Linked DNA regions of Homo sapiens: region 1 is linked to region 2. Evidence: read pairs that join two places in POLR2A ChIA-PET (ENCODE). Cell type or tissue: IMR-90. All regions are shown on one strand. Each heading gives the region's core, and the rest is flanking DNA. Links, peaks and the distances in the headings are about the cores only.

Region 1 (4,402 bases), core at 310-4,309, 87 kb before region 2:
TATTTCTAAATTGAGGAATGCTTTGTTTGTGTGACTTCTTTACTTTTCATATCAAGTGCACTCATCAGCAATAATGAAGCAAAATAATTTGCATTTCTGGTTTTCTGTTCTTATAATTAAAAAAAACCACTTTTCTTCCACAAAATATGAGGTCAACCAACAAATGGCAGTCATCTGTCAATTATTTTACTGAATATATCTCCACCTCTTGCTGAACCCAATTTCTTTCTCCAACACCAGTATTTTGCTTTCTTACTATTTGTATGCATGGTTCACTATTTTATCTCTTTTTGTAAAGTGACTTTAATTTACCTAAAAGTGCAACTGTTAAAACTTTTAAACAGCAATTATCAGAGTATGAAACCAGTCTCTTTCCTGTAGAGCTGACATGTACTTAGCTAATTACCTCATCATTGCCTTAGCAGTATTTACAGTGAAAGAAGCATTTATGCACAGCTTTGTCTGTGGGGCCAGGCAACTGTTAAATATATAATATAGCATTTTGGGTAACAGTTTTGAAATAGCTCAGAAAGCCCAAACAAAGAAAATTGAGGACTTACAAAAAGAGTGAAAAGGTAGACAGAGTTTAGGAACTAACAGATTAGGGAAGGATCAGATATCAGGATTTCAGTAAAACACTAATACCCCCATCCCAAAGTTAGTTATCTGTCTGTAAAGCTGAAAATATTCCCAAGAATGTCACAAATTCCCAGTGGAAACATCTATGGATATTAAAATAAAAATGGGGCTTCTTAAAAGATAATGCAAGGGATCCTAAGAATTATCTAATGAAGTCCTAAATATGTCAGAGTTCATTTCTTGAAAATAAAGTACAGTTTCACTCAATTTTAGTCCCAAGAGAAAAGCTTTAGGCAGTCAGTTCCCAAGCCATAGGTTCCTGGGGAGCTCCAGGATTAGTACAAAGGTTCCAAACTTCCATATACACACTAAGCATTATATGTAGACATTACATATCTCAAACATAAATGTATTACTCTTTTTTGAGTCTGTGTAGTCTCTTGTATAATGAAAAATGCATTTTTTTCTAAATACATGGTAGGTTTTTTAAAAAGTGGACATTTCCTTAAAAACAGTTAAGAAAATTAGTTTGATGACAAAAGATCTGTCACCAGGCTGGAGTGTAGTGGTGCAATCTCAGCTTACTGCAACCGCCCCCTCCCAGGTTCAAGCAATTCTCCTGCCTCAGCCTCCTGAGTAGCTGGGACTACAGGCCCACACCACCAAGCCCAGCTAATTTTTCTATTTTTAGTAGAGACGGGGTTTCACCATGTTGGCCAGGATGGTCTTGATCTCTTGACCTCATGATCTGCCTGCCTCGGCCTCTCAAAAAAAGATCTTCTTAATAAAGAAATTTGCAGACAATTCTAGACCAGGTAATGATATGTTCAGTTCAAATATAGGTAGGAAATTCACATAAGAAGGCTGGCAGGAGGGTAGAGAGACGGAGAGTCCTAAGTAAATAAAGTAGAGCGTAAATGGAAATACATGGCAAAGATGGGGAACAAATACAAAAAGACATATGGAATGAAATGGTAGATTTTCAAAGTAAGATTAATTTCATTGACTAAATTGAGTTTGAAAGACTATCAGGTATTCAGGTAGAGCCCATTGACAAGTGACTCTGAGGACCTGATTAAGAGAATGCTCTGAGTTACCTGGGAACATCAGCTGTTTTCCTATTAGGGTATAGTTTAAACTGTGAGTTTGATGAAATTGCCAAGAGAGAGAGTGTGTAACATGGGTAGTTAGTATGCCTAGCCCTCTGCTGGAAATTCTATGAGGATTAAATAAATGTTCAACAGAAGTGGATTTACAGGGAAGCTTAGCTTTGGAGCTCCTTACTTGCACGGGCCATTCCGAGGGTTTACCTCTAAATAGCTCTTATTTTTAATTTATCGTTTTGTATTTATTTTTTTAAGAGAAAGACTTCACACTGTAAAAATTGCAAGCCCCACAAAAATCTGGATCTATACATGTTCTAGTCCCTCAAGGAACCTGTACAAATAAAACATTAAGTAACAATAAAAACAGTTTGTTTCTAATTGTAGCTCTGATGGCTATTCAAAAAATGCCGTGAGCTGATGTGTTTCTATGGACATGTTTAATGAAAGAGCTGAGTCTTGGGCCGGGCGCGGTGGCTCACGCCTGTAATCCCAGCACTTTGGGAGGCCGAGGCGGGTGGATCATGAGGTCAGGAGATCGAGACCATCCTGGCTAACAAGGTGAAACCCCGTCTCTACTAAAAATACAAAAAATTAGCCGGGCGCGGTGGTGGGCGCCTGTAGTCCCAGCTACTCGGGAGGCTGAGGCAGGAGAATGGCGTGAACCCGGGAAGCGGAGCTTGCAGTGAGCCGAGATTGCGCCACTGCAGTCCGCAGTCCGGCCTGGGCGACAGAGCGAGACTCCGTCTCAAAAAAAAAAAAAAAAAAAAAAGAAAGAAAGAGCTGAGTCTTAAGGGTTGCAATGACACTTGAATGAATAAATGAATGAATGAACGAAGATAGAGAATTAATAGAAATGCAGGCATTTCATAAGGAAGTGAGGACACAATAAATAGAATAAATCAGTCTCAGGTTGTATGCTACCAGAAAAACCCCAGGAGATTTTTGTTTTCAAGTTTCTTGGCAGACTTTTTTTTTTTTTAACCTTGAGGCAGATTAGTATTAATAATAATAATTACACTCCCCCATACTATAGTCTACTTCGGCTTATAATTCTTTACCATTACGTATAACCTCACTATGCTGTTGACAGCACCATGTTGTTACAGAGTTAGGAAATATGGTAAGATGATGGCCCCAGGGTTCAGGACAAAGAGAGAAGATACAGGCAGCCACAGATGATGTATTCACATTTCAGATTTGGTTTCCCTATTGTGCTGCAATGCTGTTTGGGTTTTATTATTAATTATTTTGCCTTTATTTTTCTTTACACTTGGTAAATTTAATGAGCTGTTTCTAAGTAATGGTGCTTTTTTATTCCCACTGCTATCATTCTATTCCAAATCCTTATCAGTGCATGACTGTATTACCAACCTCGGTCTTTTCATGTGTTGAGTTCTTTTTTTTTTTTTTTTTTTTTGAGACGGAGTTTCGCCTTTATTGCCCAGGCTGGAGTGCAGTGGCGTGATCTCAGCTCACTGCAACCTCCACCTCCCGGGTTCAAGTGATTCTGCTGTCTCATCGTCCCAAGTAGCTGAGATTAGTTTTTGTATTTTTAGTAGAGATGGGGTTTCACCATATTGGCCAGACTGGTCTTGAGCTCCTGACCTCAAGTGATCCACCCGGCTCGGTCTCCCAAAGTGCTGAAATTACAGGCGTTAGCCATGGCGCCCGGCCTCATGTGTTGAGTTCTTACTTTCTGGTAGGCACTCAGTTGAGTACTGGTGATGAGCAGTGAATGAGATGGAGTTTATAGTCTAGCCTTTTAGATTTTCACAACTATTTATATTCTTTTTTAAACTTACCTTTTCATCTGTTTCTTTTTCTTTTCTATTTTTGCTCAATAAACTAAAATTGGCCTCCAGTTTTTGTTGCATCAGCCTCAATTTAAAGGCACCATCAGGTCTTAAAGTATCTCTCTCTCATACTCACCCTCTCTTTTTGTTAGGAATGTTTCCTGATATATCAAGTCCATCTTTCCTTTTGTGTGTATTAATTTTTTTTTTTTGCTTTAGGATGTATGGTTTTTTTCCCATCTATTTACCTAAATTTTACTCTTTTTAAGCCCATCCTCCTCTCAAAAAACATTAATTTTTTCATCTTTATTGTTTTCCCCTCTAATTAATTAATTTATTTATTATTTATGGACTTATAGGCAGTATCAATTTTGTGCTTATGTTTGCTGATAGTTTTCTGCATTTTAGTTCTGTATCTTCAACCAGATTTTAAGCTCCCTAAGTCATAGACGGTTAGAGATTACAGGAGTAACTTGGTCTGAGTAACATTTCAATCAATATTTTTATTGACATACTCACCCAAGTATATCACATTCTCTGCATTTTAAAGAAGAAGAGGTAAAACTCCAAGAAAAAATGACTTTTCTATGGTCAAACAACTAGTTGTTAGCAGAGCCATATTTGCATCAGTACTATTTCCACTAACCCTTATCTTCCATGTTCCACGTGTTGCCTGGGCCAGGGTTGAACAGGTAGCAGGTGCTCAATAATTTCTTTTAATGGTATGTACAGAATGAAGTATATTTGTTGCAATGACTCATTCTATGGTTACATGGCCAAAGGTAAAGGTTGACAATAGAGGATCTATTTTTCCCTTGTCATAAGTAAATAGGGGATGGTGAAACATGAAGGGTCAATGAAAATATCAAAGGTGAGCATATAACCTCACTATGCTGTTCGTTACAGGTGAGCAATTGTTTTAAA
Region 2 (4,402 bases), core at 151-4,150:
ATACATGTTCAGCTCCTTTAACCTTTTTCCATAAATACATCATTCCATTTCTTTCATCATTTCAGTGCTATTCTCCGTACTGAGTCCAATTTCTCAACACATTTCAAGTGTCGAGGAGCCTGATGGTACCTTAGCCGAACCAGAGTCAAGGAAGGCGGGAGTCATTTCTCTATATTTTTGCTCTGCCCCAACATAATGGATCATTGTATTCAATTCGAAATAGCATCAGCCCCTTTGGCAGCCATATCATATTGCAAACTGATATCTAATTTGTCCTCCATTATCAGCTCCAGGTCTTTTTTCAGCATTACCACTCACCAGGTTTCTCCTGTCCATTGAATTACTTTGCTCAAGATGTATTGGTTTTCATTTTTCTAGGCTGAATCTCATTTTGTGATTTTTCAAGTCATATTACTATCCTCTCTGGTCAATTTATATGACATCTGAGGAGCCTCAAAGGTGCCTGCCATACATCTTCACTTATCACCTGCAAAGTTCATTAATAAGCTATTTCTACTGTTTCCTTATCTAGGAGATCATTAAAATAATGAAAATAATCCTTCTTCCAGGTAATTTTAAAAGAGATTCAATAGAACCTGAGCTAACACTACACCACCACCACCAACAACAACAAAAAACACTTTTTAACACTATTTTTATATATAATATTAGTTTTTTTCTACTTCTTTGTAGTTTAAATTACCTAAGTTAATTTGGATTACATTCTTAATAAAGGTTTTGAGAGTTTGCTGATATTTCTATATTTTCATAGAGACTCCATTTTATCTATGCATTACTTGGAGTTGTTAAAACAAAAATCCATTTTTAAAGTGTTTAAATGTCATTACCTTAGCTATATGGAAGCCATCTGGATCCATAAAAGGATCATTTAGCTTCTCTTATCTCCATATGCCACATAAGTAATTGTATCAACTTCTTTTATAGGGGGACTGAGGATGATACATATAGAGGTCATCAGAAATGTTTTCTTCTCCTATGTTGAAAGAGCCAGAGAAAATTACAAAGAATTGCCCAACTGGATGTGGTTATGTAGTATCACTTTCAGAGAGTCTAGACACGGAGAAGTAGAAAGAGACATTTATGTGTTATAATAATTCCTAGGTTCTGAGGTTTACTGAGCAGTAAAGGCACTTTTTCTAATAGAGCCTTGGATCTGAGTTTACACACAGTATTGTTTGTAGGCTGTGTGACAGATCTATACTGATATTTTTATATGTAGATAGAAGCCATGGTTAGTAACAAAATATGTAGTTTTTTTCTAACATAAATACTACTATTATATGCATGTCTGGAGATTATTTTAATATTTAAAAATGACTCCTCATATGGGCAAATGTTGGGTTCACTGATCCGCAATAAGCATTTCAATAAAATATCTCATCTGTTTAAGGAATATGTTGGGAAGGACAGATAGTACTTTTTTCCATCTTGAGATTTGTTTGACACAATTTAGATGCATTCCATTGATTTTCCTCAATTATAAGGGGTAATAACTTTGATCTACACTGGGGTATGTAGAGATCTTTGTTATTTAGTTAGAATGGTGTCTGCAACAACACAAAAAAAGAAAACAGCAATACATATTAAATTTTCACTGTGAGAATTTATTCTCATATGTAACAGGCAACATGTCAGGCACATTCATCCACAGTGCCACTTTTAATCTTTATTACAATCTTAAGATATGCTTTTCCCTCTATTTTACATTTTAGAAAACTTGTCTTCTGAGAGCCTGCAGACTAAATTACCCAAAGTCACACACGTTTTAACAGAATGATAGGGATAATTGAGTGACAGAGCTAGAACTGGCAAATTCTCTAATCCTTGCTCTGTTCCCAATGCCTTGCAAACTTTCTAGTCATGCTGTATGTTCTACCCGTCAGCTTTTAACTGTAAAGTAACCATGTTGTTATACTCTAGACTCTGGGTCAGGAATTTGGGCAGACAGTGGAGACAGCTTGTTTCTGCTTCATGATATCTGGAAGTTCATCACTCAAGCCTGGGAGTTACTCTGTGGCTTTGAATGGCTCAGTGGTTGGTAACTGGTAATATCTGGCTGCATCTTCACTTAGATATGTGGCAGTTAATGCTAGCTCTTGGCTGGGATCTCAGCTGGGGAAGTCAGCCAAAATGCTTACAGTGACGTCTTCATGTGAAGCATGACAAAACTCAGACTTCTCATCTGGTGGCTCAAAGCTCTGAAGGAAAAGTATTTTGAGAAAATCAGGCAGAAACTCTATTGCCTTTTATGATCTAGCCTTGGAAATCACCGAGTATCACCTCCTCTGTGCTCTACCAGTCAATCATTCCCTAAGTTTAGTCCAGGTTCCAGGGGAGAGAATGCAGACCCTACTTCCCCATGGGAAAGTGTCAATTTTAAGACATGTTGAAAACCTTTACAATTCAGTATCATAATAATAAAAAAAAAAACTTCATTAGTGGCTGTGACGGTCATTCAGTGCTGCTGATTGTTTGAAATTTTTGAAGAACCCTCTTTCTTATGGCTTTGGTTTATTTACTATGGCTCTTAACCATGGCTACAAGTCATCTCTGGAAAGCACGATAAATCTATCAGTCCTGGAATCCACTTCAAATTTTCTCAAAAAAAAAAAAAATCTATATAAGGGGAGTACAGGAATATGTAGTTTCACCAAGTTCCTGGTGATTCTTAGGCAGCTGGCCTGACCTACGCACCAAGTTTTACTTACACCACTCTCTACAGATAGGGTTGTTATCAAAAGCCTGCCTGGTAAATTCCCTGGCCTCTGCTTTTAATGCACCCTGTCATTCTCATATTTTCCCTCTGCCTAGGAAAGGCACCTGAACCTTTATAAATATCACCTTTACATTTGCAAGTAGAATCCTGAGAGCTTCCTTCTTCATCTCATCCGGAATGGATGACAACACTCTAACAAAGTCTTCGCTGAAACTATCACAGCAGGAGGTGTACCAGCTTAAAGCTGTTGGTTGATAATCACTCTACTGTGAATGGTTGGGCTGGTAGCACCCAGTGATTCGATTTGAATATTTATGAGTTGATGTATTCACAGAAGTGCCACCTTGGGGTGCCACTGCAGCAGCTCCAGTCCAGTGAAAACATCTTCAAAACATCTTCAAAGAGCCTTGTCAGCTTCCTTCAGCATTCTTTTCAGGTTTAGAATTAGAGGAGAATGACAGTCCACACCTCAGAAAGAACCCTGATAAAATCTATTAACTCCTTCTCCCCTTACACATCCATCTTTTAGCTGCAGCAGCAACCAGTCCCCTCAGTGGAAATTTTATCACTACTTGAATTGAAAATAAATGAGTAAGGATTTTAGCACTACCTACCTGAATTGAAAATAAAAGAATAAAGATGCTTCTAGCTTACCTGCCTATCTGGTTTTCAGATTATGAATTTTACAAACAGATTCATCTCCACATCAAGATCGTATGTGGAGATGTCTACTACTATCCATACGTGGAATGGGAGAGAAGAGACTATAAAGGAACAGCTGGGGAGGATAAAGATATTTCTGTAGATTTGAGGCTGAAAGGGCATTTGGTAATTATCTTGATAAGGAGCAGGTCACTAAGGAAATTGTCCTGCAGTTCAATATAGAGGGTACCATATAAACCCTACAGTATTTATCCACAGGATAGGAAAGGCAAACTCAGCTTCCTAAGCTCACTAGACCACAGTCATCCTAAATTCCAATCACTTCTTCATAGCTATGTCTAGAGGAGGATAAAAGGTGACGATGAAAGAGAATCCTTTCCACAAATCTTTCACACAAGGTTTAGTGTCTTTGGAAAAGGTAGGTAAAACAAGCAAAAATCAGTGAAAGCCAAATTTAATTATTTGTAGGACTGGAATAAGGTTGTGGAGGAAAAGAAGCAAACAGGTAACATTTTCTCTTCCTTTCTATCCTCTTGGGTGTTTTCAGACTGGACCTACCTATCTATTTCTTTAAAGTGTAATTCTTAGACAACCTATATCATAATCCTTTATGGGAAAAATGAAGATGTCTGGAACCCACCTTACATCTACTGAATCAGCAACTCTGGGAGTGGGATCCTAGAATCAGAATTTGTAATGAGTTGCTCACTGACTCCATTGCATACTTGAATTGAAGAAGGACTGACCTAGCCCCTGCTATTGCTTGGATCTGGAAAGAGTGTTCCTAAATGTTTTTGTTAACATGCACCTACCTTTTCTCTGTCCTTGACTGTCAAGGAGACCCAGGGGCACTAAGAGGGTCTTTTGAAGTTTGATGTTGTTAAGTGGTTGACTTTTATAGGTAGTAAGAGTCTTCTTTGATATTAATTAATCATTGGGTCAGCAAGCATTCCAAAGGACAAAGCTAGCTAGAGTGCAACATACAGTAAAAATACTCTTTGG

What was found. ChIA-PET counts read pairs that join two places held together with the same protein. Peaks named below come from ENCODE experiments on the same cell type or tissue, not always from the same donor. Only the 100,000 strongest peaks of a DNase experiment are listed, where the experiment ranks them.
Region 1: POLR2A ChIA-PET joins it to region 2 with 8 read pairs; 3 of 35 experiments call an interaction of 5 or more read pairs at or near these places.

What each region holds. Positions count from the first base shown.
Region 1 is chr3:116,425,162-116,429,563 of GRCh38, reverse strand. All of the region lies in intron 1 of LSAMP (limbic system associated membrane protein), which reads left to right. Among named protein-coding and RNA genes, the nearest start is that of LSAMP, 18 kb to the left of the region's middle. In IMR-90, for the core only: no CTCF peak of the experiment used is centred there; no DNase peak of the experiment used is centred there.
Region 2 is chr3:116,337,517-116,341,918 of GRCh38, reverse strand. The region is part of intron 1 of LSAMP (limbic system associated membrane protein); the gene reads left to right. Among named protein-coding and RNA genes, the nearest start is that of LSAMP-AS1, 20 kb to the left of the region's middle. In IMR-90, for the core only: no CTCF peak of the experiment used is centred there; a DNase peak (open chromatin) is centred at 2,118.